5 separate regions of the Homo sapiens genome follow, and regions 2, 3, 4 and 5 are each linked to region 1. A link is a loop called in an ENCODE intact Hi-C map of the cell type or tissue named here. Cell type or tissue: mammary epithelial cell. All regions are shown on one strand. Each heading gives the region's core, and the rest is flanking DNA. Links, peaks and the distances in the headings are about the cores only. Region 1 has its middle 55 kb from the start of CMAS. Region 2 overlaps ST8SIA1 (ST8 alpha-N-acetyl-neuraminide alpha-2,8-sialyltransferase 1). Region 3 has its middle 130 kb from the start of CMAS. Region 4 has its middle 140 kb from the start of CMAS. Region 5 has its middle 100 kb from the start of C2CD5.

Region 1 (6,563 bases), core at 565-5,564:
CAATCTATCCAGGAGCGGTGGATGATTGGATAAACTACTTCAGAGCAGAAGAGTATTTAATGAACTATTCACAGAGAAGATGAAACACAGTGAACTGGTAAGACACTTTGAAGATCACTCAGTACAAATGGGAAATGAAACCAATTTTTATTTTATGCAATGCAGTGCTTTGGGAAAACATAAATATTTTTCACCATTATAGAAAGCAGATTTTTTTTCAGTGCAAAACAGACACTTTATAAATGTGTCAAAAGTGTCATGTGTGATATACTATTTCATATTTTGTGATAGCAGAGAATTATTAGTAAGAAAAAAAGTGGTGGTGAGGGGGTTAGCCAAGATGGCTGACTAGTAGCAGCTACGTTGTGCCAATCTAAGAGAAATAGAAGGGGTGAGTAAATACAGCACATTGTACTTCCGGTACAATGTGTACACCGGAAGCATCCAGGTACACACATTGGGATTCATCAAGGAAACAATTTGACTCATGAAGAATGGAGAAAAGCAAGGCAGGGTAACTGCCCACCTAGGAGTGCCATGGAACCAGGGGAGCCTCCCTTGCCTAGAGAAGTGTTGACTGAATGAGGAAGTGACTGCAGAGACCCACTGTTCTACCACAGATCTTTGCAACCCTCAGGTCAGGAGATCCCTTCATGGACCCACTCTACCCAAACCTTCAGTTTGACATGCAGAGCTACATAATGTCTCTGCAGAGTAGCCACTCAGGCACATGTGGAGCCCTGGGAGCCTTAGATATCCAGCTTCCTGTCAAAAAGTAGCTGCAGCTCTTTCAAAGTGAGAGGTTAGATCCTCGTACCTACCCGTAGGAAAGGGGCTGAATCCAGGGGAGTGAGCAGCGATGGACTACAGGCACCTCACTGGATAAGACCCACCGGCTTGGGAACCCAGCCAGTCACCAATAATAACCGTTACACCTCCCTGAGATGAAGCTCCCAGAGGGCGGGGTGGGCCACATCTTTGTTGTTTTACAGCCTTAGCAATTGTTGCCTTTGGACTCTAGGAGTCTGAAGTGACTGGAGGCTGGAGCGGACCCCCAGTCCAGCATAGCAGCTCTGCAAAGCAGCAGCCGACTGCTTTTCATGTGGATCCCAAATCCCATTTCTCTTCACTGGGTAGAATCTCCTGACCAGGACCTCCTGTCACCCCCACTGGTGTTTTCTGGCTGACAGCAGTTCCAACCCCTCCCTGAGATGTAGCTCCCAGAGGGAGGGGCAGGCCACCATCTTTGCTCTTTAGCAGCCTTAGCTGCCTTCAGGCATTAGAGTCCATGGTGACCAGGGGCTGTAGTGGATCCCCAGAAAAGCACAACTATCTTGAGGAAAAGCAGCCAGGCTGCTTTTTTACATGGGTCCCTGATCCTATACCTCCTTACTGGGTGGGATCTCCTGATTGGGGTCTCCAACCACTTCTTGCAGGTGTGTTCAGGTTGGTAACAGGTCCGACCTCCCTGGGATGGAGCTCCCAGAGGGAGGGGCAGGCCACCTTTTTGCTGTTTTGCAGCCTTCACTGTTGATATCTTTAGATACTGGAAAATTCAAAGCCACTGGGGACTGGAGTGGACCCCCAGCATACTGCAGCAGCCCTGTGGAAAAGTGGCCAGACTGTTATGTGGTCCCCAATCGTGTAGCTCCTCACTGGGCAGGTCCTCTTGGCTTGGGTCTCCAACTACCCTCTGCTGAGGCTATAGAGCCAATAGCAGCTCTGTAACTCCCTGGGCAGAGCTCCCCATGGTAGGGGCAGGTTGCCATGGTGGCTGTCTTGCAGCCCTTGCCCTTGGTGTCTCCAGGCTCTGGAGAGTCTGTGAGGATCAGGGACTGGTCCAGATCCCCAGCACAGAGCAACAACCCCATGGAAAAATGGTCAGATTGTTCCCCATACAGGTCCCAGTCCTCACTTCTCACTGGGCAGGGCTATCCAACCCCCAACACAACCACCCTGACCCTGCCTGATCACTTCAATCAGAGCCAGCTCAGCACTTCTCCCAGGAGGAAATCGCAGAGCCAACCCACAAACCCTCCTTCGCTGCAGCTGCAGTGGTACAGTTCCAACAGCCCTCGTGCTTGGGAAGGAACAAGGGGCTTAGTCATTATGCTGGCACTTCCAGCACACCACAGCCACGCTATAGAGAGGAGCCCAGCCCCTCTTCCAGGGGAATCCCCACCCCACACTCTTCACCAGGCAGGGCCCCTGGCTCATGACTGCAGAACAGCCACTCCACCCATGGCTGAACATATCCACTGGTAGTGGCCTGAGGAGAGGCTTGTAGAGACATGTTACAGCCCCTTCGTCACTGGTTCTATCCCTGCTGCCCTCAGTCTGAAGAAGAAACAAAGAACCTGAGGGCTACATCTGAGCTTACAGCATGCCACAGTCATATGGAGAGGAAACCAGTCTCTCCTCCCAGTGAACCATTGACCCCCTGCTGCCAAACAAGCAGAGCCCCAAGCTCATGTGCCAGCACTGCACCTGCCCCTCCCCACTGGCTGAACACTCCCAATAAGAGCAGCTCTGCTTCACAGAGGTGGAACCCCCAGGGGCAACCAAAAGCCTCTCTGCCACTGCCTCTGCAGTGGTATTACCCCTGCCACTCTCAGAGTAACAAAGGCAGAAGCAGTGGCAGAGAGGCTTTGGTTGCCCCTGGGGGTTCCACCTACAAGAAAGATGGAGTGCAGGAAAGGGAACTCCAGGCTTGGGCCCACAGCACAGACCCATCCTAGGCTGATTGCACTGAGCGATTGCTGACCTGCATTTCTCTGGGGTGGAGCCCCTAGGATACAAATAAAAGACCATCGGCTACAACCACTGCTAAGGTTCCTTCCTCTGCTGCCTCTAAGTTGGGGAGGAAACATAAACCTTGAGTTCACCCCAGAGCTCTGGTGGACAGCCTGGGAGTGCCAAGCCGCAATTTACAGCCAGCGCTCAAGTGGAAGAGGGGCCCTTGATTTCAGAGCATTGAGAGGGAACATGGCTGCAACTGTGAGGAAATACAGGGGAACCACACAACTGAGCAAGAGCCTACCAACTGACCACTATGCCTAAGCGCCACCTACTGGATCATACCCCAAAGCTTCAACACCAAAAATGTCTAGGTAACATACTCCCCTGTAAAACCAAAGACAAGAAGTTAGCCACAAATAAAAACCCTGCACAAAGCTTCAGCCCTGTGAAAACATCCAGAAAAGAAGTCTATTGACTATACTCAATCTACGCTGCAGTTAAAGGAACACCCACATGCAGAGATGAGAAAGAAGGCAATACAAGAACTCCAGTAACTCAATGGCCAGAGTGCCATATGTCCTCCAAATGACCACACTAATTTTCCAACAAGGATTCTTAACCAGACTGATCTGGCTGAAATGACAAAAATAGAATTCAGAATATAGGAAAAACAAAGATAATTAAAATTAAAATTCAGGAGGATGGCAAACCCCAATCCAAGGAAAATAAGAACCACAATAAAACTATACAGGAGCTGACAGACAAAATAGCCAGCATAAAAAAGAACCTAACTGATCTGACAGAGCTGAAAAACACACTACAAGAATTTCACAATGCAGTTGCAAGTGTTAACAGCAGAATACACCAAGCTGAGGAAAGAATCTCAGAACTTTTTTTTTTTTTTTTTTTTTTTTGAGACGGAGTCTCGCTCTGTCGCCCAGGCCGGACTGCGGACTGCAGTGGCGCAATCTCGGCTCACTGCAAGCTCCACTTCCCGGGTTCACGCCATTCTCCTGCCTCAGCCTCCCGAGTAGCTGGGACTACAGGCACCCGCCACCGCGCCCGGCTAATTTTTTGTATTTTTAGTAGAGACGGGGTTTCACCTTGTTAGCCAGGATGGTCTCGATCTCCTGACCTCATGATCCACCCGCCTCGGCCTCCCAAAGTGCTGGGATTACAGGCGTGAGCCACCGCGCCCGGCCAGAATCTCAGAACTTGAAGACTGGTTCTCTGAAATAGGACAGTCAGGCAAAAATTAAAAGAAAATAAAAAGGAATTAATAAACCTCCAAGAAATGTGGGATTATGTAAACATGCCAAATATAAAAATGATTGGCATCCTGAAAAGGGATGGGGAGGAAGCAGACAACATGGAAAACATATTTCAGGATATCATCCATGAAAATGTCCCCAACCTCACTATAGAGGCTGAGAGTCAAATTCTGGAAATACAGAGAGCCTTGCAAGATTCTATACAAGAAGATCATCCCCAAAAAACACAGTCAGATTTTCCAAGGTTGAAATGAAAAAATGTTAAAGGCAGCTAGAGAGAAAGAGCATGTCACCTACAAAGGGAACCCCATCAGGCTAACAGCAGACCTCTCAGCAGAAACACTACAAGCCAGTAGAGATTGGGGGCCTATATTCAACATTCTTAAGGAAAAAATAATCTTCAACCAAGCATATTATATCCAGCCAAACTAAGCTTCTTCTAAGTAAAAAAGAAAGAAGAACCTTTTCAGATAAGCAAATGCTGAGGGAGTTCATTGCCACCAGATGTGTCTAAGAAGAGATCTTGAAAGGAGCACTAAATATGGAAAAGAAAGACCATTACCAGCCAATAGAAAAACACACTTAAGGACACAGACCAATGACACTATACAGCAACCACACAAACAAGCTGGCACAATAACCAGATAACAACACAATGACAAGATCAAATTCACACATATCAGTACTAACCTTGAAGGTAAACAGGCTAAATGCCCCATTTAAAAGGCTCAGAATGGTCAGCTGGATAATAAAGCAAAACCCAGATATGCTGTCTTCAAGAGACCCATCTCATACACGATGACACCCATAGGCTCAAAATAAAGGGATAGAGGAAAATATACCAAGCAAATGGAAACCAGCAAAAAGCATGAGTTGTAATCTTAATTTCAGGCAAAACAGACTTTAAACCAACAAAAATCAAAACAGACAAAGAAGGGCATTACGTAATCATAAAGGGTTCAATTCAACAAGAAGACTTAACTATCCTAAATATATATGCACCCAATACAGGAGCACTCAGATTCAAAAAGCAAGTTCTTAGAGGCCTACAAAGAGACTTAGACTTCCACACAATAATAGTGGAAAACTTCCTTACTCCACTGACAGTATCAGATAGATCATTGAGGCAGAAAATTAACAACAACATTTCAGGACCTGGACTCAATATTGGACCAATGGATCTGATAGACCTTTACAGAACTCTGTACCCAAAAACAAAATATACACTTTTCTCATCACCACATGGCACATATTCTAAAACTGGCCACACAGTTGGACATAAAACAATCCTCAGCAAATGCAAAGAAACTGAAATAATACCAAACACACTCTCAGACCACAGTACAAAATAGAAGTAAAGACTTAAAAATAAATCACTCAAAACCATGCAATTACATGGAAATTAACCTTCTCCTAAACAAGTTTTGGGTAAATAATGAAATTAAGTGAGAAATCAAGAAATTCTTTGAAACTAATGAGAACAAAGATACCAGAATCTCTGGGACACAGCTAAAGCAGCGTTAAGAGGGAAATTTATATCACTGAATGCCCATATCAAAAAGTTAGAAAGATCTCAAATTAACAACCTACCATTACAACTAAATAACTAGAGAAGCAAGAACAAACCAATCCCAAAACTAGCAGAAGAGAAGAAATAATGAAAATCGGAGCTGAACTGAAGGAGATTGAGACACAAAAAAACATTCAAAGGATCATCAAATCCAAGAGTAGGCTTTTTGAAAAAATTTAATAAGATTGGCCACTAGCTAGATTAATAAAGAAGAAAAGAGAGGAGGTCCAAATAAACATAATTAGAAATGACAAAGGGGATATTACCACGACCCCACAAAAATACAAATAACCATCAGAGACTGCTACAAACACCTCCATGCACACCAACTAGAAAGCCTAGAAGAGATTTATAAATTCCTGGACACATACACCCTCCTAAAACTGAACCAGGAAGAAGTTGATTCCCTGAGCAGACCAATAACAAGTCCCAAAATTGAATCTGTAATAAACAGCCTACTAACCAAAAAAGCCCAGGACCAGACAGATCCACAGCCAAATTCTACCAGATGTAGAAAGAAGTCTGGTACTGTTCCTACTAAAACTATTCCAAAATATTGAGGAGGAAGAATTCCTCCCTAACTCATTCTGTGAGGCCAGTATCACCCTGATACCAAAACTTACCAGAGATCCAACAAAAAAAAGGAAATTTCAGGCCAATATGCCTAATGAACACGGATGTAAAAATCCTCAACAAAATACTTGCAAACCGATTCTAGCAGCACACCAAAAACCTAAACCACCATGATCAAGTAGGCTTTATCCTAGGGATGCAAGGTTGGTTTAACCTATGCAAATTAATGTGATTCATCACATAAACAGAGCTAAAGACAAAATCCACATGATTATCTCGATACAGAAAAGGGTTTTGATAAAATTCAACATCCCTTAAAACCTCTCAATGAATTAAATATTGTAAGAACATACCTCAATATAATAAGAGCCATCTATGACAAACCTACAGCCAACATCATACTGAGTTAG
Region 2 (6,563 bases), core at 679-5,678, 170 kb before region 1:
TCTATTCAGACTCTATTCTTGAGATTTCAGAATTTTAACTCTTTGCTAAGAAAAAGAAAATAAGTGCTGAGAGAAATGCAATTGTAAATTAATTTGATAATCACTTCACCTGGGGTGTCTGCAGTTAATGAAGCACTGGCTAACAGCCCCATATACAATATGTATCATCTGATTATTTTGTTTACATTTTTCTGTTTCTAGAGTTCAATCCACTCTGATTTTATATACATCTTGGGTCTAATATACTATTCAGAGGATAGTATATTCACAAAGTATGGTTAGTTCTGTAGCCATAATTTATAAATTTCCTGATTGTCTTTTCTTGTTATACTCTTACATAGTCTTTGACTATGACACCCAAGGTCAGTAAGAACTGAAGTTGCTACAGTTTGTAGGTGCTTCCAGATGCCTGACATGGAGATTGTTTGAGGATATTTTAAAATCCAAAAAAGTTCAGTGATATTTCTGGACTCAAGAAAAAAACACAGTATTTCTACACAAACTATAAAATTTAATGTAAATCAAAAATCTACAAAATAACATCAAGGTTAGAATTAAATTTAAAGCAAGGATTTGATGCATAGAAGATTGCCTTACACATTGATTGGACTTGTCACCTAAATAAATATGCCCTGCTGCCAGCACAACTATGCTTTCCTGAAATTTTCATGATTCTATGTAAGTAAAATAAGTGTTCGACCACTCATTCATGAAGTACTTATTGAGCAACTACTGCTGTGTGGTAGGGACTGTGCTAGTTCCTGGGGAAATAATAGTGAGTAAAAATAGATCCGGTTCTGCACCTATTGGATACTGTCCTCAATGTTCCATAGGTTCCTTACCTTTTACATGCTCACAATTCTGTCCCTTTCTCCTGCTTCTTTTCTTCTATTCCTGATCTCAGGTAATGACACTATCGTCTACTCAGTCACTTGAGCTGGACACCAGGGTCTTATGTTTGAATTTCACTGTCCAAATCCAAGTTTATTTCATAAATATTTCCTGAATCAATCCCCTCTTTTCTTACCTCACTGCCACTGGGTTAAGTCAAGGTTTATCATCTGTTATCTATACTAATTCAAGAACTTTCAAAAAAGTTTCACAGACAGGCGCGGTGGCTCATGCCTGTAATCCCAGCACTTTAGGAGACTGAGGCAGGCAGATCATTTGAGGTCTGGAGTTTGAGACCAGCCTGGCCAACATGATGACACCCTGTCTCTACTAAAAATACAAAAATTAGCTGGGCGTAGTGGCAGGCACCTGTAATCCCTGCTATTCAGGAGGCTGGGGCAGGAGAATTGCTTGAACCCAGGAGGCAGAGGTTGCAGTGAGCCAAAATCACACCACTGCACTCCAGCCTGGGCAAGAGTGAGACTCCATCTCAAAAAAAAAAAAAAAAAAAAGTTCACTATTATGAATTTGCCTTTCTGTGACATCCTCCACCCTCTGCCAATTTTGTTGTTATAAAATGTAAACTGGTGTGTGTGACATCTCTTAACTCACTCTTCACTACTTGCCATGCAGATGAGCAAGTGGCTAAACGGCAGACTAAGTCAGCTGGAGCAGCATTCACAGAGAAAACTCATGAAGGACAAGGAGCAGCTAGTAGATATGCTGTTGCGTTTTATTATTAAAAATAAGGAAATTCTACCCTCTAAGAAAGGGAACCTGAAACTACACTGGGCTTTGTAGTTCTGTAATTAGGGATGCACCAACCATTCCCCTGGGGTGATTGAGAGACTGAGATATAACATACTTACTAAGATAGGGCAGAACCCTGGCTTTGGCCTCTTTTATCAACTTAGTGTTTGTAGGGAATGGAAAGCCAGTGTAGCTATGATGGGTGACTCAGGTACAAGTCTTGCAGATACAGTTGAATGACATAGATGGCCAGAAACGGTGGCCTTTTTTTTTTCCATTTTATTTTATTTTGTCATGTGTTCAACAGCATCTCTTTTTCTCTCTCTCTCCCCTCTTCCTGGCAGGTCACAGACATAAATTAAAAATAAAATCTACAAGAAAAATAATTTATAAAAGCACTCCCAGGCTCACACCTTCTATCCCTACTGCTCAGTTAGGAACACCCCAACTGAGAATCAGTGCTTTCCCCCCTCCACTTCACTCCTGCTTGTCTGGGGAAGACAGTACTCCAGAGTCGGGCAGGGGTGGGGGTGGCAGTGGCAAACAGTTAAAAATAAAGACACTGTGGTCCTGGAACCATCTGGCCACCTTGGCACTTCCATGACTGCCTCCCCCAGGCAGCCCTCCAGGAGCTTGTGCTAAGCTGGGGCTGTGGAGAAGCTGCCCATGGCTGAGAGCTTGCGTGTTTGGGGGGTGCTCTCAGCCCCTGTCACTTGCACTTCTCCATCTTCTAGAAAGAAACCCAAAAAAGAAAGCAGACGACAACCTCGGGACAGAGGAGAAAAATCCCGAGTGTTCACACAGTTAGTTACATGGGTCTTTATGGCAAAGAGGACGTTTAGCTGCTTTGAATATTAGGACATCTCCTTTTTACTCAATACAAGCATTCTACAAGTGAAACAGGGCACAAGCCCTAAAAAAATCAAAGTGCATGAAATTCTAAGAGGACTAGTTTTTTTGTTGTTGCTGGGTTGTGTAATGTTTTGTGTTTTCCCAGTGACAAGCCCAGTCCTTGGTAGGCAGAGGCCTGAGGGAAAGATCACTCCCCAGTGTTGTGCTGAATCCTGCCTGGAGGCTGCTGCGCTAGATCCTCCCTCCATATCATTCCCCTGACTCACAGCAGTACTGGAATAGGAAGGCTGCAGGCCCAGTTCCCGGAGCACTGCCAGCACCTCACCCCAGCTACAGAAGAGCTCAGGCAGTGGGTGAGGGATGGGGAACACAAATGGGATTTATTGCATCAGCTTATAGTTGCAGAAGAGCTAGTTTCTTCCTTGGCTTGCTGAGAGTAGTGGGAATCCAAGCCTTGCTACTGATCAGGATAGAGGGCCTTGGGCACTGAGCCCCATCTGGTTTCCATGCAGCTCTACAGGAGCCCACATCTTTTTCCTGTTGACAGGGGATCAATCTTGAGCAGGTTCATCCTTCCTGGTTACAACCTGTATGATAAAATTCAAATCCCTTAGAGTGTCACACAAGGTCTTCACGATATGAACTCTCTGAGAATGTCAGCTAATATAAGCTTACCAATTGCCATCCATCTGCTTCCTCCAGCTCCTCATTGCTTTTTTTTTTGACACGGAGTCTCACTCTGTCATCCAGGCTGGAGTGCAGTGGTGTGACCTCTGCTCACTGCAACCTCTGCCCCCGGGGCTCAAGTGATTCTCCTGCCTCAGCCTCCGAGTAGCTGGGACTATAGGTGTGCACCACCATGCCTGGCTAATTTTTGTATTTCTCATAGAGATGGGGTTTCACCATGTTGGCCAGGCTGGTCTTGAACTTCTGACCTCAAGTGATACACCCGCCCTTGGCCTCTCAAATTGTTGGGATTACAGGCGTGAGCCACCATGCCCAGCCCCAGCCCCTCATTACTTTTTACTTTTACTAAGTGACTTGCATTTCCCAGAACAATTCGTTTTTTCGTTTTGTCTTCACATTTGTACATGTTGTTCCTTCTGCCCAAAATGCCCTTCCTATCCTTATCTGATGAATTCTTGTTTATTTTTCAAGATCCAGCCAAAGCATCATTTCTGCAAACCTTCCCAGTTCCCTCTCCCAAGTCTCAACCACCTGGCAGTGTTGATTAAAAATCTATTTTCTCCCCCCCAAATTTGTATATATCTCTCTTAATACAACTGAATAACAATTATTGTATAACAATTCAATAACTGAATTGTCAACATTGTTATTGAATAACAGTTACTGGCTCACATGCTTTCTGCTGACCACACTGTGAGCCCTTTGAAGGCAGCACATAGACAGGGTCTGGCACATAACATAGCAGGTGGTAAATTAAAATGTGCTGAATGAATGATGAAATGGATGGTTGCTTTTCCCAAAACCTTTGCACCCACATGGCATCAAGTTACGTCAACCTAGGTCAATCCAGGCAACAGCGATGGAAGAAGGAAAGGTCCTGGATGCTCACGATAGAGCGTGGCGTGTGTGATGGTGTGTGGACAGTCACCCTCTAAGTGTGCAGGACTTCATCCTAATCTTGAAATAACAAGATCGTACATTTTAAAAGTCAAGCCACAATATTGGTTCTGGGCATGTAGTTATTTTGTTTTTATTTCTTTTCGCTATTCTTATTCTCTTTTAAGACATATATTATTCTTAAGAAATTGTTATTGGATGGAGCTGATGGACATTTTGATACTTGTGAAGATAATTTCTTTTTCTCACATCCACTTCTTATTTTCTCTCATTGTCTTTACCATCTCATTTCAAATGACAATGGCCTCTTGTCTAGAATTCTGCAAAAGTTATCTTCTGGGCTTTTTGTATCTAATCTGGCCTCTTCTCCAGTCCATTACCACGCTGTAGCTTGAGTTAGCTTTTTAAAATGCAAATCAGATCATGCAATCATTTTGCTTAAAACCCTTGATTGTCTTCCCATTGATTTTTAGGATAAAGATAAACCCCTTAAGGCTTGATCTCTTCCTGTGGCTCCAGCATCAATTTCCACAATGTTGCTTCTCATCCTCATACCTTGCTTTACTGGCCTTCTTTCATATCCTCACAAACACTGTGCTGTCTTCTTCTGTAGAGGTTTTCCACATGCTATCCATTTTCCTGGAAGACTGTTGCCTCCTCTTACCTAATTAACTTACATTGATCCCTTACATCTTGTTTGAGAACCATTTCCTGGGGAGGAGGGGGCTGGTCCCCAGAGCACCAGGTACCTTTCATTTGCAACTTCATATTCAATTCTATAAGTATTTGATTGAAGTTGCCTTCTCTTACCAGCTGGAAACCTCTCCAGGGATAGTGTTTAATTCTGGATGATAGGGAGTTATGTGTCTCAGTTTGTAGCATAGTGCTTGAGACATGGTAGAGATTCAATAAATTTTAGTGGAATGATGAATGAATGAATGAATGAGTTCAGCTGCTTAGTTTTGGTGGATACAATCACCAAGTGTATCCTGGTGTACCTAGAGCCTATGTTTTGGTATAAATATAAAGAGACTTGGAGTTCATTAATAGAGAGTGGAGGGGAAAATCCTCACATTGGAAGCAGTCAACATAATGATGAGGGATTTTTTTGCTCGTTAGCTCAGCTAGGTCTGGGTTCTTGTCTCATGACCAGGAAGAAGTAGGCACACAGAAATTTGAAGAGTGAGCAAGGCGGGGAGTTTCATTGAATGATGAAACAGCTTTTAGCAGGGGTGGTCCCCCTACCCAAAGGCAGTAAAGTTCTCAATATGGCTGAGCCTGGGGCTTTTTATGGGCTCAGAATAGGTAGCTTGTATTGATTGATTTGTGACTGTGCAAAAAGGTCAAAGCAAAGATGCCACTCAAAGGTGGACATGACAGTGTAGAAAGCCAATTAGGAAAGTGTGGGTATATGAAAAATAGGTGAACGGTGGGGATCAATCAGAGGAAAGTGTGCCAAACGGGCAGGTGGGGTCTCAATCCAGTCCGAGGATTTAACTTGTAGCTTGGCTTTCAGGCTTTAAACTGTCTGCAACTTGGAGGTGGGGTTTCGCCAGGACCTGCCCGTGTCTATCTAGGCATTTGTCTGCCTCCTGTCATTATCGGTAAGAAACCTCAGAATAACTGTCCCAGACTGAAGCCTTTAAGGCTAACTGTGAAGATAGTCAAACAGGGTGACCCCGAGCGCTTTTGTTACCATGTTACTCTTGTGTCATTAGATAATACAAGTCTCAGATGTTGCAATGAAATCAATCTTAAAGGACACCATAATGGAGAAATTGCTGCTGTTTTTGAAGATGTAAAAATCACAGTCAGAGATGTCAGCTCAGTCAGTCTCTGCCTTCTCCCCAACCAGAACTAAATGGCAGAGTGCAGTGACAGAGCAAAAAGCTGAACTGGTTCCGAGGTCTCTTCCCTGCCAGGAGCTGGCATCTCCAGACTGTCGGTTCTTGTGTTGGAGCCTTGGTGCTCTTCAGTCTTTTAGCCATCAAATATTCTTGTACCAATTTTCCCACAAAGCGAATGACTGGGATTTGTATTTTAAAACCACAGCTATTATAATACCAGTATCTTTGAAATTGACATACTGTCTCCCTGTTAGTTTTCAATTTATCTTGGCCCAGCTGCTGGAGGAAAATACTTTTCAGTCTTTGTAGCGCCGTGGAGCCAATATGTTTAGGAAACAAGCCAGTCAATATAGTTCCCAAACAACCTCTTGCCAGAGACAGTAATAATTTTTTAACCCCTTGAACTCTAAATAAGAAAATGGTTTCATCCAGATTATGAACACTAAACCTTGGTTGGTGTGGGCAGTTTGAACAATCATCCTTCGAGTTGAAAACTTTTTGACTGTCCTTGGAATTAGTAAAGGACATACATTAAGTAATCCCCTAGGACTGCTTTTTCAGCTTGTAATTACATTTCAAGGAAATGGCCCTGTAAAACAAGTAGCAAAGTGCTCTCTGCAATATTTGAAAGTAAGACCA
Region 3 (6,563 bases), core at 627-5,626, 72 kb before region 1:
AGGTAGTAGGGAAGACCTTCCCAGAAGAGGGAATAAGACAAGCAAAGGCAAGCAAGTACAGAGCGTATGGGAAACAACGAATTGATCACTTTGTTAACTAGAGACCAAATACATCAGCAAGCACAATTAATTTAAATATACTCAAGTCTCCAATTGAAAGACAAATGTTCTACCTTTATGATGGATTTGTCAAATTGGACTTTTGTCTAATTTTGTTTAATATATTTTAAAGTTATGCTATTAGGTACAGTTTTAAGACTTTCATCTTTCTGGTTATTGAATAGGTTAGATTTATCTCAGAATAGAAGGAGGCTTCAACATTAGAGAACATATTAACATAGTTAGCCATATTAACCAGGTTAAAAAAATCTTATGTTCATATCAATAGATAAGGAAGGTCATGAGAAAAAAATTAAGTTATTTTCGATTTAAAAAAATCTTAGATAACTTTCCTAACTTTATAATAATATGTACCTGAAAAATGTATAGTAGACATCATTCTTAGCAGTGAAACATTAGAATATACCTTTAAAAATAAAGGATAAGAGGGCTGGTCGCGGTGGCTCATGCCTGTAATCCCAGCACTTTGGGAGGTCAAGGCGGGTGGACCTTGAGGTCAGGAGATCGAGACCATCCTGGCTAACACGGTGAAACCCAGTCTCTACTAAATATACAAAAAATTAGCCGGGCGTGGTGGCGGGCGCCTGTAGTCTCAGCTACTTGGGAGGCTGAGGCAGGAGAATGGCGTGAACCCGGGAGGCGTAGCTTTCAGTGAGCCGAGATCGTGCCACTGCACTCCAGCTTGGGCGACAGAGCAAAACTCCGTCAAGAAAGAAAGAAAGAAAGAATGAGAGAGAGAGAGAGAGAGGAAGGAAGGAAGGAAGGAAGGAAGGAAGGAAGGAAGGAAGGAAGGAAGGAAGGAAGGGAGGGAGTAGGATATCTTATCATTCAACATTTTCTCTGGGCGCCTAGAAGACACATACCCAAAAATAGAAAGAAATAAAAACATGAAGATTTGAAAGAAAAAACACAACTCTTCTTTTTAAAAGATAGAAAAACCAAAATTATCTATAATTTCTCCTATCAAAATTTGAAAAGTTTGTAATATTAATGCACAAATTTGATAAGGTTACCAAATACAAGATCAGCATATAAAAGTAAATTTCATTTTTACGGCGCTAGTAATAAACAGCTAGAAAATGCAATTTGAATAATGAAACTATTTACTATGGCAGCAATAATAATGAAATGCTAAGACCTAATAAACACAACAAAAAATGTACATGTCTCTTAGGGAATAATTATGAAATTTATTGAAAGACAATGAAAAAGACCTGAATTAATTGAGAAATGTACTATATTCATAGACAGAAAGACTCAATATTATAAAGATGTCTTTGCTGCTAAAATTGATCTAGACCCATAGAATTTGTTGTAAAATTTAATTTATAATTTATATAGAAAAGCAAGGATTTATAATTGCCAAGACGCTCCACATTGATATAGATTTTGGTAAGCATTTTCTTTAACTGTTAAGATACATGGAACATGAAATGAATTGAAAACCAAACTTTTGTATGTGTTGCATGAAGCTCTTAGGTATCAATTCCAAATGACTTTCAGCCAGTCTATCATTAGTTCATCCATCCAATTATTTTGAAATTTATAGGCACTGGCATACTTGGAGCTCTCATTCTTAGATTTCATGCTGTGCCTTAAAATGAAATATGTGAAAATAATTTTTGATCTTCAGTAATTATGCATATTATCAGCAATATACTGATTTTTATAGCTTGTGGTCACGATCTTGGTCTTCTTAATAACTTTAACATTGTCCATATGACTTTGAGGAATGTTTCCACCTTGGCTTTCACTAGGATGTCTAATTTACCATTTTCATGTTTTCCCTGAATGAATCATGTATCACTAAAGTAATCAGCTTCTATTCTAAATTATCAGGCAGATGCTCACAAATTGACATTTTATTGATAGTCTTGCATAACGAATGAATAGTTCACATCAGTATCTCATTCTTTTGAAGTTTAATCTATTTGGAGGTACCATTGCAAATTTTTCTGCCTTTAGTTGGATTGCATGGCACACAATAAGCAATATTTTTGCATGAATCTCAGCAATAAAATATAATCCAGCTTTATTCATTTCTGAGTATCTTTCCTTCTTAGGTCTTATAGAAAGCTTGGTTGTTGTGTTGCAGCATAATCTGGAAATGTAGTCATTCTTCCAAAAAATAGTCAACTTACAATAATCAATTTACATCTCACTACATAATTTTCCTGCCATTTTACACATACTATAGCTTTGTGTCTTAATGCCCAATTACGACTCATTCTATAGACTACATGTATGTGTATATGTAATTGTTGGTTCATCATATCTTTTTAAAGATATTTAACTGGCAGTTAAATTAAACAAAAATGACACAAACAATGCCCATTAGTCAACTAATGTGAGATTGAGAAGTGCTGTAACAGAGTTTGTATATGTATAGGAAATGACGGTTATGTCATCAGACTGCATACCTAACAGTAATAGTGACAGCATCAATTGTAAGATACAGTTTGATCTCAGAAATGTTAAAATGTGAAAAAAGTGTATCTTAGAATCAACAAATACTTTTATCTTCCATCATTGGGATGAAAGAAAAGGCATATTGGAAGGAGGATGAAGCACAAGTCAGGGATGCAGTCATGGAGAATGGAAGTGTTATAACATTCTAAAACTGGCCCTTCCCCTCAGAAGAATAAATTAGGCTGATAAGAAAACAAAGGAATCTTGAATTAAAGGAGTGAATCAGAGATCATTCCCTTGGCAATTTGTTCAAATTCCAGTTAATTCAGGCTCCTCTAGACAGATGTTTCTGTACACTAGGGGGCTGTAACACACAACATGTTAAAAAAAATATTGATAGCTTGTTTTGTTTGTTTTTAAATTTTGTTTCCTCAACAAACATTTATTGAACATGAATTGTTAGGCTGAACATTGTAAGGAATATTAAATGACTACATTCTGTACTCAGCCTATAAGAGATTTATAATTTGGTAAGGGAGACAAAGCATGGATAAAAGTTAAAATAAAGTGAGGCATAAAACTGGACCAAAGAATTACAAAAATTCAAAAGAGTAGTGAATCTTTGTCTAGATAAGCTTGTCCAACCCACAGCCCATGGGATGCAGGCAGCCAAGGATGGCTTTGAATGTGGCCCAACACAAATTCATAAACTTTCTCAAAACATTATGAGATTTATTTTGTGTGTGTGTGTGTGTGTTTTTGTTTGTTTGTTTTTAGCTTATCAGCTATCTCTAGTGTTAGTGTATTTTACTTGTGGCCCAAGACAATTCTTCTTCTTCCAGTGTGGCCCAGGGAAGCCAAAAGATTGGACACCCCTGGCCTAGGTCATCAGTTGACATTCGTTTGAGTTGGAAAAAATTTAACCGTATCCTTAATGACTGACCAGACTGTGTATTTCAGGGGATCCTCCTGACCACAGTTTGTGGGCAGCGTAAGAACAGAAGCAGCTGCCTCTTGCAAATATCCTTGAGGGGCAGCTGGGTAATACCAGGGCACATGCTTATTCCACATCTTAGTCACTATGTTCCTCCTCTTGTCCTCCTCTCCTTCCTTCCTGTTTTCCGACTTCCCTCCTTTGGCTTCTTCCTTGGGGTACTACAGACCATAATCACCTGGCAGTGACTGTAAATATAGTCGTAATCTTTCAGGTGGCATTCTGGACTAAAGAAGTTGCTCACCCCAGCTCCCAGGTAAATTCTGGGACATCTTTTTTCCTCAAAAGTTACTGTGGCCACAAACACCGTTTGCTGATATAATGGTTTGTGCATTTTCAAATGTTGCCAGGATTGCAAGAGAATGTTTATAGCCCTTTGAATTAGGGAGGCAAAATGGCAGAGCAGGTGCAGGAGCAGAGCTGTGGCCCTCCTTCCTTTACCATCACGCACACACCCTCTTGCCCACTTTCTAACCAGGCTATACAAGTGAAGTTATAAATCCATTATGAATTCTTTACAAGAACCAAGGTCTACACTGTTCAGGAGCCCATGGCAAAAAAATACCCTGCTTTCTCACTTTGGCTTTCCGTCGTATGTTTGGTAGTTGAGAAAGATCTATTTAAATATTTGTTTCATTTATTTTTTAAATGTTTAATTTAAAAGAACTATCAGGCTGGGTGTAGAGGCTCACACCTGTAATCCCAGCACTTTGGGAGGCCAAGACGGGAAGATCACTTGAGCGTAGGAGTTCAAGTCCAGCCTGAGCAACATGGTGAAATCCCGTCTCTACGAAAAATACAAAAATTAGCTGGGCATGATGGCACACACCTGTAGTCCTAGCTACCGGAAAGGCTGAGGTGGGAGGAGCACTTGAACCTGTGAGGCCGAGGTTGCAGTGAGCTGTGATTTTGCTGCTGCATTCCATTCTGAGTAACAGAGTGAAACTATGTCAAAAAAAAAAAAAAAACCATCAATTTTAAAAGTTGCAAATATAGTACACCCATATAATCTTTACTCATTACAATCATTAATGTTTTTGCTATATTTGCTTTTTAAAATCTAATTATTATTCTTATTCTTGTTGCTGAAAATTAGAAAGTAAGTTGCAGATACCATAATCCTTTACTTCCAAACTATTTCAATGTATATACCCTAACAAGGACATTTTCCTAGATAACAAAAGTATAATAATAAGGTAAGAAATTTGATGCTGATATAATATTGTCTAATATACAGTTCCTATTCAGATTTTACCAATTTTCTCATTAATGTCCTTTTTGGTGATTTTTTTTTCCCATTCCAGGATCGGATCTAGAATCACACATTGAATCATTGTCATGTTTCTTTAGTCTCCTTTCATCTGGAACTATTCTTCTATCTTTCATCATCTTTAACATTGATTTTTATTTATTATTATTATTATTTTTTGAGACAGAGTCTCGCTCTGTCGCCCAGGCTGGAGAGCAGTGGCACGATCTTGGCTCACTGCAAGCTCCGCCTCCTGGGTTCACGCCATTCTCCTGCCTCAGCCTCCCAAGTAGCTGGGACTACAGGCGCCCACCACCACGCCCGGCTAATTTTTTTGTATTTTTAGTAGAGAAGGGGTTTCACCGTGTTAGCCAGGATGGTCTCGATCTCCTGACCTCGTGATCCGCCTGCCTTGGCTTCTCAAAGTGCTGGGATTACCGGCGTGCGCCACTGCTCCCGGCCCCAGCATTGATTTTTTTAGAAATTCAAGCCAATTACATGTCTCTGAATTTGGGTTTGTCTGATGTCTTCACATGATTTCTTTCCATTAATACATTTTTGGCAGGAATTTAGCATATTTTGAGACTATTACATTAGGAGGTCAGAGATTCCCCTTGTTAGGGGTTAAACCATTTTTTTTAAATTCCCCAAGCAATGTAAGAGTACTGATTTCCCCACAGCCTCACCAACAGAGTGTGTTGTCAAGTTTTGCATTAACTGCCAATATGATTGATGAATAATATGATATATTGATGCAGTTTTTAAGAAATAAACTTCATCGAAGTAGAATTAGAAAGCAATAAAATGGATCCATTTTAAGCACACAATGTGATGAATTTCAACAACACTTATAAGATACAGACTATGTTCATCACTTTAAAAAGTTTCTCATTGGCTGGGCGCGGTGGCTCACGCTTGTAATCCCAGCACTTTGGGAGGCCGAGGCTGGCGGATCAGGAGGTCAGGAGATCAAGACCATCCTGGCTAACAAGGTGAAACCCCGTCTCCACTAAAAATACAAAAAATTAGCCGGGCGTGGTGGCGGGCACCTGTAGTCCCAGCTACTTAGAGAGGCTGAGGCAGGAGAATGGCGCGAACCCGGGAGGTGGAGCTTGCAGTGAGCTGAGATCGCACCACTGCACTCCATCCTGGGTGACAGAGCGAGACTTCGTTTAAAAAAAAAAAAAAAAAAAAAAAAGTTTATCATTTTGTTTCAGTTAAATCCCCCCAAATTCTTGCCCCAGAAAAACACTGATCTGCTTTCTGACACTATTGATTATATTTGTGGAGGCTAGAATTTCATATAAATGGAATCATAAGGCGCTATAGTTTTTCTTTTTCCTATTTTATTTATTTATTTATTTATTTGAGATGGAGTCTCGCTCTGTCACCTAGGAGTCACCTAGGCTGGAGTGCAGTGCTGTGATCTCGGTTCACTGTAACCTCTGTCTCCCGGGTTCAAGTGATTCTCCCTCCTCAGCCTCCTGAGTAGCTGGGGTTATAGGCGTGCGCCACCATACCCAGCTAATTTTTGTATTTTTAGTAGAGACAAGATTTCACCATGTTGGCCAGGCTGGTCTTGAACTCCTGACCTCAAGTGATCCATCTGCCTCAGCCTCCCAAAGTGCTGGGATTACAGGCGTGAGCCATTGCGCCCGGCCGATGCTATAGTTTAGATGTTTGTCTCCTCAAACCTCATGTTAAAGTCTGATTCCAGTGTTGGTGGTGGGGCCTAATATGAGGTGTTAGGTCATGCTCTATGGCTGAACTACTCCATCCTATTCATATCCC
Region 4 (6,563 bases), core at 997-5,996, 86 kb before region 1:
AGGAACACTGATCTAGAAGTGTCTGCCTTACACAAAGTTGGCATGGCCTAATAAAGACTCATTTTGAGGACCATCTGAGAGACAATGTTGGGAGTATGGGGTACCATCTTATAGGATGTGGTATATGTTTTGCACAGTGACTAGTTTCTCCCATTATATGTTTGGGCTGTATTAAGAATATCTGGATCTGGGAACCAAGGGATGGAAGTAGAAGTTGCTCCACAAGTTGTGATGCATTGTGCTTTTGTCAGTTTTTAAATCAGAATATTATCTAATTATCTTGTGATTTTTCTTTAAATCACCTGTCACTTAGTATATTTTAAATTTCCAAATATATGGAAGATTTCCTAGTATCTTTTTGTTATCTCTTTGTCATTTAATTCTGGCACGACCAGAGAATATACTATGTGTGATTTTATTTTCTAAAATTTATTAAGAATTATTTTATGGCGCAGGTTCCATGAGTACTTTAAAGGAACATCCATTCTGCAGTTGTTGGCAATAGTGTACTGAAAGCATTTATTAGGTCAAGTAGAGATGATCCTTGAACAATGTAAAGGTTAGGGGTGCCGACCCCAATGCATTTGAAAATCTGCATGTATCTTTTGATTCCCCCAAAATTTAACTACTGATAGCCTACTGTTGACCAGAGACCTTACCAACAACATAAACAGTTGATTAACAAATATTTTGCATGATATATATATAAATAATATGCTGTATTCTTACAATAAAGTAAGCTAGAGAATAGGAAATGTTATTAAGAAAATTATAAAAAAGAGAAAACATATTTACTATTCATTAAGTGGATTGTCATAAAGGTCTTCCTCCTCATCACCTTAATGTTGGGTAGAATGAGGAGGACAAGGAAAAGGAAGGATTAATCTTGCTGTTTCCAGGTTGCAAAGATGGAAGAAAATCCTCATATAAGTGGATCTGTGCTGTTCAAACTTTTGTTGTTCAAGGGTCAACTGTACACTCTTACTGATATATTTTATCTATTCTATCAACTATAGAAAAAATGTATATTAAAGTCTCTAAGTATGATGTGCCAATTTCTCCTTTTAGTTCCATACATTTTAGCTTTATTGAATTTACTTTGAAATTTATTATAAGTTTCATTCATTGAGGAGTCTGACTTCCAGACCAAAGTCCTATCTGTAATTCTTCCTGTCTGACCACAGGCAATCATAAGGCTTTGTCTGGCAGGCCTAATGGAGAGAAGCTGCTCTCCTGTATTATTTTGTTCTTGAATCGCTATAAAGAAATATCTGAGGCTGGGTCATTTATTAAGAAAAGAAGTTTAATTGGCTCGTCGTTCTGCAAACTGTACAAGCAGGGCACCAACATCTGCTTGGCTTCTGGTGAAGGCCTCAGGAAGCTTATAATCATGTTGAAAGGCAAAGCACAAAGCAGGAGCAAGCCCATCACATGGCAAGAGTGGGAGCAGGGTGGGAGGTACCACACACTTTTAAACAACCAGATGTGGTGTGAACTTGGAGTGAGAACTCACTTATTACCAAGGGGACAGTGCTAAATAATTCATGTGAGTTTTGCCCCCATCAAACAATCACCACCCACCAGGCCCCACCTCCAAAATTGGGAGTTACATTTCAACATGAGATCTGGAGGTGACAAACATCCAAACCATATCACCTCCTCACACCTTGGTGCATAGCCAATTATCAGTTTTCTAGAATGAGTTGCAGTCAAGGACTTAGGACTCTTAGGAGAGCCATGTTCATATGCATATTGGCATTCCTAACCCAGCACCTTCATGTAGAGGCCTTTTTATCAGGGGCCTTTGTGGAGACACTTTTCCACTTTGACTCAGTATCTCTCCACTGCTAGAAGACCTGCCCTCTCTTCTTCCCCCTGGCCCATAGGTCCATAAAGAGAGAAAGAGCCTTTTGTTTAGGATTCCTTGGCATTGAGACAATTCTCCCATCGACACTGCATTCAGTTAACTCTCGGCCAGTAGCGTTCCATGGGGAAAAACTACACCCTAGGAAACTGGTGCCTCCTCCTTGCAGTGTCATAGTAAGTAAATAAAGGCTTGATTGTTGCTTTCAGTTGGCTTATTGTCCTAATTGACCAACACCTGATTGCTTGAAATACACATTGAAGACTGTGATATTTTCTTTATGAAGTGACCCTTTTATTCTTAACTTTTATAACAATATAAGTATTACAATATGAATAAGTATCAAAATAATTACATAAATTTTTCTTTTTTCTTTTTTTGTAATACCCTGTTTTGAAATCTACATCGACATTAATGAAAACTTACAAAATTTTTTACGGTTGATATTTACCTGGTATATCTTTTTCTATCCTTTTACTTTCAGCTTATTGTAGTTATTATATCTTTGCAATGTGCCTCTCGTAAACAACATACTTAGGTCTCATTTTGCTTTTTTATCTATTTCAACAATCTTTGCCCTTTAACTGAGGCATTTATCACTATTATATTTAATGCAGTTGTTGATATCGATGGGTTTAAGTCTATCATCTTATTATAGTCATGTGTCACTTAACGGTGGGATACATTCTGAGAAATGAGTTATGTGATTTCATCATTGTGCAAGCATCATAGCGTGTACTTATGCAAACCTAGATGCTATAGCTGACTACACACCTGTGCTATAATGGTATAGCCGATTGCTCCTTGGCTACAAACCTACGCAGAATGATACTGTATTAAATACTGTAGGCAATGGGAAGATAATGGTAAGTATTTGTGTATCTACACATAGAAAAGATACAGTAAATATATGGTATAAAAGGTTAAAAAATGGTATATCTATATAGGGCATTTACCATGTGAAACTTACAGGACCAGAAGTTGCTCTGGGTGCATCAATAAGTGAATGTGAAGGCCTAGGACATTACTGTCCACTGCTGTAGACTTTACAAACAATGTACACTTAGGCTGTACTAAATTTACAATTTTATGGGACCAATGTCATATATGCAGTTCATCATTGATAGAAATATTGTTGTATGGTGCAGAACTTTGTTTTTTATTGGTTTTCTCTGTTCTTTTTGCCTTTCATGCTGCTTTCTTGCCTTTTTTAGATTAATCATTTTTTTACTATACTTTTATCTGTTGCTCTAGGGATTATAATATGCATCTTCAATCACAGTATAACTTGAATTAATATTATACTACTTCACAAATAAGAAGGTTATATTAGTATGACACATTACTCTGTCTCCCGATCCTTTTTCCTATTGCCATGTGTATTACTACTGTATATTTGATTAATTCCATAATACAACATTGTTGTTTTTTGTTTTAAAAACATAGATGCCTTTCAAAGAAATTAGAATATGAAAATACACTTTTGTTTATATACCCCTTTATGTACAGATCTATTGCTTTTAATCCTTTCTGTAGAAATGATACCATTTCTCAACAGCCTAAGAATTTCCTTTAGCTTTTCTTGTAGTGCTAGTAACAAGTTCTCTCTGCTTTCATTCTTTTCCTTTTTTTTTTTTTTTTTTTTTTTTTTTTTTTTTTTTTTGAGACAGGGTTTCCCTATGTTGTCTAGGCTGGTCTCAAACTCCTGGGTGCAAGTGATCCTCCCACCTTAGCCTCCCATATTGCATGGATTACAGGCATGAGCTCCCACACCTGGCCTCTCTCAGCTTTTATTTACCTGAAAATGTCTATAGTTCACTTTCATTTTTGAAGTATATTTTTATTGGCTATAGAATTCTAGCTTGACAGATTTTCTTTCAGCTTTTTAAATGTATCATCCCATTGTTTTCCAGTTTACCATGTTTCTGAAGATTTTGCTAGAATTATCACCATTGAATTACAGGTGATGTTTGCTTTTCCTTTCACCCTCTAACTTCTTTTAAGGATTTTTCCCCCCAGCAGACTAGAGCCCCTGCTTTATTGAAGTAAATACAAAATAGTTAAAGCATGGTCTTTTTCAGATGAACTCACTGTAGCCACCAATAATGTCATTTTGTCTCTTTCTCTTTTCTTTGGGTAGAAGGGAAAGAGTTCTGAAATGCTCAATGAGCCAACTAATGCTGCTGATGTATTCAATTAGATTTGAAGTAAGGACAAAACACCAGAAACATAAAACCTATGATTCTTTGCAAATTCATAGAGATTCAAAGGAAAAGAAACACCGCCATTTGCTTTTGAACAAAACCAAGGGTTATTTCAGAGATGATCTGATCAAAACCTTCTACATTACAGATGAGTCAATTTCAAATCACAGAGGCACAAGTGACTTCTGAAGTACAGTAGCCAGATTCATATTTTAAAAAGAAAACGTTTAGTTTTGCAGATGAAAAATGTGTGCATAGATAATTTAATAAAAGAAAATTTATAAATCATTAGAGGAAATTGCTTTACTATTATTATTCCTAGTTTATTAATAATTTTTTTGTAGTACTGAACTATACAGATTGAGGCCCTGTATTTTAGGGTGCTTTTTTTCATTTAGGTTTCAGCACTTTGATAAAGATTTAACAATAGCGTCCGCAGTTCCAGGTATCACTAGAATGTGCAAAACCATGTAATTCCTTTGTGTGTGTGGGTGGGCGGGGGGAGGTGATACCCTATTTTTTAGAGCCGTTTTAGGTTCACAAAAAAATTGAGGAGAAAGTACAGAGATTTCCCAAATACTCTCTGTCCCCACACATGCAGACCTTCCCCCATTATCAACATCTCCCACCAGAGTTGTACATTTGTTACAAGTAGTGAGCCTACATTGACTAAGTTATCACCCAACATCCATAGTTTACATTATGGTTCACTCTTAGTGTTGTAAAATTCTTTGGGTTTGGACAAATGTATAAGGACATGTTTCCACCATTGTCATTACCCTTTATCATATGTTACTCTGTATCATAAAGAGTAGGTTCACTGCCCTATACGATTTTTGTGTTCTGTCTATTCTTTCCTCCCTCCCACCTACTCTCTGGCAACCACTGATCTTGTTACTATCTCAGTAGTTTTGACTTCTCCAGAATGTCATATAGTGAATCATAGTGTATATCCTTTTCAGACTGGCTTTCGTCACTCAGCAATATGCATTTAAGGTTTCCTCCGTGTCTTTTAATGGCTTGATCACTCATTTCTTTTTAGTACTTAATAGTATTCTATTGTCTGAATATACCACAGTTTATTTATTCATTTACCTACTGAAGGACATCTTCGTTGCTTCTAAGTTTTGGTAATGAATTAATAATAAACACTTAAATATAAATAAAGCTGGTATAAACATCTGAGTTCAGGTTTTTGTGTAGACATAAGTTTTCAACTATTTTGGATAAATATCAAGGAGCACAATGACTATATTGTATGGTAAGAGTATATTTAATTTTGTAAGAAACTGGAAAATTGTATTCCAAAGTGGCTGTTATATTTTATAGTCATTTCCACCAGCACTGAATGAAAGCTCCTGTTGCTCCACATCCTCACCAGCATTAATGTTAGTGCTTTAGATTTTGGCCATTCTATAAGTGTGTAGTGATATCTCATTGTTATTTTAATTTGCACTTCTCTGATGAAAAATGACGTGGAGCATCTTTTCACGTGCTGCTTGTCATCTGTATATTCTATTTGGTGAAATGTCTGTTAAGGTCTTTGGTCCATTTTTTAACTGGGTTATTGGTGTTATTGTTGAGTTTTAAGATTTTGTACATTTTGAATAACACTCCTTTATTGGGTATGTCTTTTTGCAATTATTTTCTCTCAAGCTCTTTCAAGTTTCCTATGGGGGAAGCTTAACTCATTGATTTTAGATCTTTCTTCTTTCCTTTTCCTTTCCATTTCTTTTTTTTTTTTTTTAAGACAGGGTTTCCCTTTGTCACCCCGTTTGGAGGACAGTGGCGCAGTCTTCACTCACTGCAACCTCCGCCTCCCAAGCTCAAGTGATCCTCCCACCTCAGCCTCCCAAGCAGCTGGGAGTACAGGTTTGCGCCACTATGCCGGGCTAATTTTTGTATTTTTTGTAGAGTTGGAGTTTCGCCTTGTTGCTCAGGATGGTCTCGAACTCCTGAGCTCAAGCAATCTGCTCACCTTGGTCTCCCAAAGTGCTAGGATTACAAGTGTGAGCCACTGCACCTGGCCCTTCTCTTCTAATGTATGCATTCAATGCTATAAATATCCTTCTAAGCACTACTTTTACTTCATCCCATAAATTTTGATACATTGTGTTTTCATTTCCATTTAGCTTAAAATATTTTTGAATTTCCCCTTGCAATTTCTTCTTTGACCCATGTGTTATTTAAAAGTATGCACCTAACAATATAGCATCAAAATAAGTGAGGCAAAAATGAGTAGAGCAGTCCAGACATTTTAATCTGCAAGTATTTGGGGGATTTCTCAGCTAGCTTTCTATTATTGATTTCTAGTTTAATTCCATTGTGGTCTGAGAGAAGACATTGTATAATTTCTGTGCTTTTAAAATTTGTTAAGGTATGATTTATGGCCCAAAATGTGGTATATCTTGGTGAATCTTCCATAGGAACTTGAGAGAATGTGTATTCTGCTGTTAGATGAAGCAATCTATAAATACCTATATATCCAGGTGATT
Region 5 (6,563 bases), core at 523-5,522, 340 kb before region 1:
AAGGCACTATAAAGACTCTCAATCTCTCTCTCTCTCTACATATATATATATAATTAAATATAAATATATTTATAATATAAATCAATATATTATTTATATATAATATAAATAGTTAATAGATTAATTATTAATATATATTATATATATTATATATATAATATATAATATATATTTAATATATATAACATTTAATATATATAACATATTTCTATATAATTAGATATATTTATATATAAATTATATATTAATATACCTATATTGATATCTGAATTTATATAAAGTAGATATATAATTATATATAATTTTTTGACTTTTTTTAATAGCCAAAGATTGCAGATATTAATCTTGTACAACAGTTGTTTTAAATTATATATACATTGTGGAATGACTAGATTGAGCTAATTAGCATATGCATTACCTCACTTTTTTCTTTTGTGGTGGGACCACTGAGAATCTACTTCTCTTAGCAATTTTCAAGAACACAATACATTATTAACTGTAGTCACCATGTTGTACAATAGACTCCTTGAACTTATTCCTCCTATTTAATTGAAGTTTTGTATCCTTTGACCAACATCTCCTAAGGCCTCACCTCTGGCAACCACCATTTTACTATCTACTTCTATGAGTTCAACTTTTTTAGATTTCACATATACTATGTAAGATCATGTGGTATTTGTCATTCTTGCCTGGCTTATTTTACTTAACATTGTGTCTTCCAGGTTCATTCATGTTGTTGAAAATGGCAGAATTTCCTTCTTTTTAAAGACTGAAGAGCATCCCATTGTGTATAGATACCATATTTTCTCTATCCACTTATCTGTTTGTGGACACTTAGGTTGATTTCATAACTTGGCTATTGTGAAAAACGCTGTAATGAACATGAGAGTGCAGATACCTCTTTGACATACTGATTTCATATCCCTTGGAAACATGCAGAGTAGTGGGATTGCTGGATCGTATGGTAGTACTATTTTCAATTTTTTGGGAAGCCTCCAGACTCTTTTCCATAATGGCTGTACTAATTTATATTCTTATCAACAGCGTGCAAGGTTCCCTTTTCTCCACGTACTCTCCAACAAAGACTATATTTTTACATATAAAAAATAAAAACATAAAAATGGTTCCTCTGCTTTTTGAAAGTAAGACTGTTGTTGTCTATAAAAATCCTTTTAAATATTTGTTCATTGGAGTTTTTTTTAAAGACTATATTTTTAAATATTAACAAACCTCAAAATGTCTATGGTAAGCAGAATAATGGGCCTTCAAAGATGTCCCCAACTTAATCCCCTGTGAATATATTACCTGACATGTTAAAAACTTTGCAAATGTGATCAAGGTCAAGGCTTGAGATGGATAAATTATCCTGGTTTATCTGGGAGGGTCCTAGAATCTAACCACATGAATCCTTTAAAATGGAAACAGAGGATATAAGAGGTCAGAGAGACTCTATGTGAGTAGGACTTGACTCAACACTGCTGACTTTGAGGCAGGGGAAGAAATGTGGGCTGGGCGCGGTGGCTAACGTCTGTAATCCCAGCACTTCGGGAGGCCGAGGCGGGCGGATCAACTTGAGGTCAGAAGTTCGAGACCAGCCTGGCCAGCATGGTGAAACCCCGTCTCCACTAAAAATACAAAAATTAGCCGGGCATGGTGGTAGGCGCCTGTAATCCCAGCTATTTGGGAGGCTGAGGCATGAGAATGGCTGAGGCAGAAGTTGCAGTGAACCGAGATTGTGCCACTGCACTCCAGCCTGGGCGATAGAGGGAGACTCAGTCTCAAAATTAAAATAAAATAAGATAAAAAATAAAAAATAAAAATGTGTGTGACCTCTAGACTCTGGGAATAACTCTCAGCCGACAACAGCCAGAAACCATCTCAGTTCCACAATACAAGAAACTGAATTATGCCAGAAATTCAAATGAACAAGGAAGTGTGTTCTCCCCTAGGGTTTCCAGAAAGGAACAGTCCCGCCAATGACTTGATTTTAGCCTGGTGAGACCCATGTCAGTTCTGACCTACTGAACTGTAAGGTAATAAGTTTGTGTTGTTGAAACCACTAAGGTTGCGGTAGCAACAGAAAACGAATACAAATTCCTATACAAGTTCAACTATAGAGATACATAAAGTATAAAATTACCGTACAGCTGTGCTATTTGTGATAATAACATCTAATAGAAAATGCTTCACAAATTCAAGATACACGCACTGTCATCTCTCTTATTTTTCCTAACAATTTTGTGTATACCCATATGAATAATTAGCGGAAGTCCAGACTCTCCTGCCTGTAAGCGCTTCTCTACTTCTGGAATCGTCCAACAACTCCAGGGCTCAATGAAGTCCCCAAAGGGTTAACGGCTTCCACATCCAAGCGGCTACAGTGCAGGAATCTTCTCGGTTCACTGTTGTGTCTGCTTCTTATAATCACACGGTGGCGCTGTTGGAATGAGTTCCACACAGAACAGGGAAGTAGCTCCTCTCCCCAGGTGATGATGCGGTACTAACCAAGACTCCTGCACAGGCTTCCAGGGGTCTTTAGGCCATGCCTAATTCAGCCAAGAAAGTCTGCTCAGGTTCAGTTCCCAGTGCTCAACCCTCTAGTTCTCATTCACAGCTGACTCCCAGTGGACCAGGAAGCCCCAGGGGCTCCTTATCATAACTGGTTCTGGGGTCTGTCACTTCATAGCGATATCCTCAAGTGCTTCCCACGGACCTTTCCCTTATTCCCCAAAGGGAATCATGCCAGGAAATTCCAAAGTATTCGTACATATCCTTCTAAAGGGAGTTTAGCAATGTCAGGATGATTTTCTGGTAATAGAGGACTTGCTGATACCTCTCATTACAGTTAATCTTTTAGAGCATAATTCAACTTTTAAAAGGATCTTTATATGGCAAAATGTATTATTTTTTCATGTTTATTTATTTTTATTTTTATTATTTTATTTTTCCATAAGTTATTGGGGTGCATGTGGTGTTTGGTTACATGAGTAAGTTCTTTAGTGGTGATTTGTGAGATTTTGGTGCACCTATCACCTGAGCAGTATACACTGCACCATATCTGTAGTCTTTTATCCCTCCCCCTCCTTCCACTCTTCCCCCCAAGTCTCCAAAGTCCATTGTATCATTCTTATGCCTTTGTGTCTCATAGCTTAGCTCCCACATATCAGTGAGAACATATGATGTTTGGGTTTCCAATCCTGAGTTACTTCACTTAGAATAATAGTGTCCAATCTCATCCAGGTCACTGCAAGTGCTGTTAATTCATTCCTCTTTATGGCTGAGTAGTATTCCATCATATATATATATATATTATGGATATATATATATATTATGGATATATATATATATATCACAGTTTATCCACTAGATTGATGGGCATTTGGGTTGGTTCTACGATTTTGCAATTGTGAATTGTGCTGCTATAAACATGCGTGTGCAAGTATCTTTTTCAAATAATGACTTCTTTTCCTCTGGGTAGATACCCAGTAGTAAGATTGCTGGATCAAATGGTAGTTCTACATTTAGTTCATTAAGGAATCTCCACACTGTTTTCCATAGTGGCTGTACTAGTTTACAGTCCCACCAGCAGTGTAGAAGTGTTCCCTGATCACCACATCCATGCCAACATCTACTGTTTTTTGATTTTTGATTATGGCCATTTCCCTGGGAGTAAGGTGATATCGCATTGTGGTTTTGATTTGCAATTCCCTGATCATGAGTGAAGTTGAGCATTTTTTCATATGTTTGTTGGCCATTTGTATATTTTTTCTTACTGATTTGTTTGAGTTTGTTGTAGATTCTGGATGTTAGTCCTTTGTCAGATGTATAGATTGTGAAGACTTTCTCCCACTCTGTGGATTGTCTGTTTACTCTGCTGACTGTTCCTTTTGCCATGGAAAAGCTCTTTAATTAGGTCCTAGCTATTTATCTTTGTTTTTATTGCATTTGCTTTTGGGTTTTTGGTCATGAAATCCTTGCCTAAGCCAACGTCTAGAAGGGTTTTTCCAATGTTGTCTTCTAGAATTTTTAGTTTCAGGTCTTAGGTTTAAGTCCTTAATCCATCTTAAGTTGATTTTTGTATGAGGTGAGAGATGAGGATGCAGTTTAATTCTCCTACATGTGGCTAGCCAATTATCCCAGCACCATTTGCTGAAAAGAGTGTCCTTTCCCCACTTTATGGTTTTGTTTGCTTTGTCGAAGATCAGTTGGCTGGAAGTATTTGGGTTTATTTCTGGTTCTCTACTCAGTTCCATTGGTCTATGTGCCTATATTTTTTACCAGCACCACACTCTTTTAGTGACTATGGTCTTATAGTATAGTTTGAAATCAGGTAGTGTGATGCCTCCAGACTTGTTCTTTTTGCTTAGTCTTGCTTTGGCTATGCAGGCTCTTTTTTGGTTCCATATGAATTTTAGAATTATTTTTTCTAACTCTGTGAAGAATGATGGTGGTATTTTGATGGGGATTGTGTTTAATTTGTGGATTACTTTGGCAGAATGGTCATTTTTACAATATTGATTCTACCCATCCATGAGCATGGGATGCGTTTCCATTTGTTTGTATTGTCTGTGATTTCTTTCAGCAATATTTTGTAGTTTTTCTTGTAGAGGTCTTTCGACTCCTTTGTTAAGTATATTCCTAAGTATTTTATTTTATTTGCGGCTACTGTAAAGGGGGTTGAGTTCTTGATTTGATTCTCCGCTTGGTTGCTGTTGCTGTGTAGAAGAGCTATTGATTTGCGTGCATTAATCTTGTATCTGGGAATTTTGTTGAATGCTTTTATCAGTTCTAGGAGCTTTCTGGAAGAGTTCCTGGGGTTTTCAAGGTAAACGATCATATCATCAGCAAATGGGGACAGTTTGACTTTCCTCTTTACTGATTTGGATGCCCTTTATTTCTTTCTCTTGTCTGATTTCTCTGGCTAGGACTTCCAATACTATGTTGAAGAGGAGTGGTGAGAGTGGGCATCCTTGTCTCATTCCTGTTCTCAGAGGGAGTGCTTTCAATTTTTCCCCATTCAGTATTATGTTGGCTGTGGGTTTGTCATAGATGGATTTTATTACATTAAGGTATGTCCCTTGTATGTTGATTTTGCTGAGAATTTTAATCATAAAGCATGCTGGATTTTGTCTAATGCTTTTTCTGTATCTACTGAGACGATCATGTGATTTTTGTTTTTACTTCTGTTTAGGTGGTGTATCGTATTTGTTGACTTGTGTATGTTAAACCGTCCCTGCATCTCTGGTATGAAACCCAGTTGATCATGGTGGATTATCTTTTTGATATGTTGTTGGATTTGGTTAGCTAGTATTTTATTAAGGATTTTAGCATCTAACTTCATCAAGGATATCTGTCTGTAGTTTTCTTTCGTGGTTGTGTCCTTTCCTGGTTTTGGTATTAGGGTGATGCTGGCTTCATAGAATGAATTAGGGAGGGTTCCTTCTTTATCTTGTGGAATAGTGTCAAAAGGATTGGTACCAATTCTTCTTTGAATGTCTGGTAGAATTCTTCTGTGAATCCATCTGGTCCTGAACATTTTTTTGTTGGTAATTTTAAAATCACTGTTTCAGTCTCACTGCTTGTTATTGGTCTGCTCAGGGTATCTAATTCTTCCTGATTTAAGCTAGGAGAGTTGTATTTTTCTGGGAATTTATCCATCTCGTCTAGGTTTTCTAGTTTATGTGCGTAAAGTTGTTCATAGTAGCCCTGAATGATCTTTTGTATTTCAGTGGTGTCAGTTGTAATATCTCCTGCTTCATTTCTTAGTGAGGTTATTTGAATTTTCTCTCCTTTTCTTGGTTAATCTTACTAATGGTCTATCAATTTTATTTATCTTTTCAAAGAACCAGCTTTTTGCTTCATTTATTGTTTGTATTTTTTTGTTTGTTTCAGTTTCACTTGGTTCTGCTCTGATCTTGGTTATTTCCTTTATTCTGCTGGGTTTGGGTTTGGTTTTGTTCTTGTTTCTCTAGTCCCTTGAGGTGTGACCTTAGATTGTCTGTTTGTGCCCTTTCAGACTTTTTGATATAGTTGTTTAGGGCTATGAACCTCTTATCATTGCCTTAACTGTATCCCAGAGGTTTTTGATAGGTTGTGTCATTCTTGTCATTCAGTTTGAATAATTTTTTAATTTCAATCTTGATTTTGTTTTTGACCCAATGCTCATTCAGGAGCAGGTTATTTAATTCCCATGTATTTGCGTGGTTTTGAAGGTTCCTTTTGGAGTTGATTTCCAGTTTTATTCCACTGTGGTCTAAGAGAGTGCTTGATATAATTTCAATTTTTTTAAATTTATTGAGGCTCATTTTATGGCCTATCATAGGGTCTGTCTTGGAGAAAGTTCCATGTGCTGTTGAATAGAATGTGTGTTCTGAGGTTGTTGGATGAAATGTTCTGTATATTTCTGTTAAATCCATTTGTTCCATGGTATAGTTTAAATCCATTGTTTCTTTGTTGACTTTCTGACTTGATGACCTGTCTAATGCTGCCAGTGAAGTATTGAAGTCCCCCACTATTATTTTATTGCTATCTATCTCATTTCTTAGGTCTGTTAGTAATTGTTT

What was found. A loop is a pair of places that touch in the nucleus more often than their neighbours do. Peaks named below come from ENCODE experiments on the same cell type or tissue, not always from the same donor. Only the 100,000 strongest peaks of a DNase experiment are listed, where the experiment ranks them.
Region 2: a loop joins it to region 1, with 8 times the contacts of the local background. A loop is called at or near these places in 2 of 110 quality-filtered maps.
Region 3: it touches region 1 in a loop (15-fold over the local background); 9 of 110 quality-filtered maps call a loop at or near these places.
Region 4: a loop joins it to region 1, with 3 times the contacts of the local background. A loop is called at or near these places in 7 of 110 quality-filtered maps.
Region 5: it touches region 1 in a loop (8-fold over the local background); 49 of 110 quality-filtered maps call a loop at or near these places.

What each region holds. Positions count from the first base shown.
Region 1 is chr12:22,097,639-22,104,201 of GRCh38, reverse strand. No RefSeq gene overlaps it. Among named protein-coding and RNA genes, the nearest start is that of CMAS, 55 kb to the right of the region's middle. RefSeq lists an enhancer at 2,222-2,361. In mammary epithelial cell, for the core only: a CTCF peak has its summit at 3,062 (motif pointing left); DNase peaks (open chromatin) are centred at 2,261 and 3,021; H3K27ac peaks cover 1,255 bases.
Region 2 is chr12:22,272,207-22,278,769 of GRCh38, reverse strand. The region is part of intron 2 of ST8SIA1 (ST8 alpha-N-acetyl-neuraminide alpha-2,8-sialyltransferase 1); the gene reads left to right. Among named protein-coding and RNA genes, the nearest start is that of ST8SIA1, 59 kb to the left of the region's middle. RefSeq lists a cis regulatory region at 1,829 and enhancers at 1,736-1,905, 1,745-1,914, 5,193-5,362. In mammary epithelial cell, for the core only: no CTCF peak of the experiment used is centred there; a DNase peak (open chromatin) is centred at 2,729; H3K27ac peaks cover 1,795 bases.
Region 3 is chr12:22,169,666-22,176,228 of GRCh38, reverse strand. No RefSeq gene overlaps it. Among named protein-coding and RNA genes, the nearest start is that of CMAS, 130 kb to the right of the region's middle. In mammary epithelial cell, for the core only: a CTCF peak has its summit at 2,880 (motif pointing right); no DNase peak of the experiment used is centred there.
Region 4 is chr12:22,184,054-22,190,616 of GRCh38, reverse strand. No RefSeq gene overlaps it. Among named protein-coding and RNA genes, the nearest start is that of CMAS, 140 kb to the right of the region's middle. RefSeq lists an enhancer at 1,889-2,058. In mammary epithelial cell, for the core only: no CTCF peak of the experiment used is centred there; no DNase peak of the experiment used is centred there.
Region 5 is chr12:22,439,459-22,446,021 of GRCh38, reverse strand. No RefSeq gene overlaps it. Among named protein-coding and RNA genes, the nearest start is that of C2CD5, 100 kb to the left of the region's middle. In mammary epithelial cell, for the core only: a CTCF peak has its summit at 2,433; a DNase peak (open chromatin) is centred at 2,441.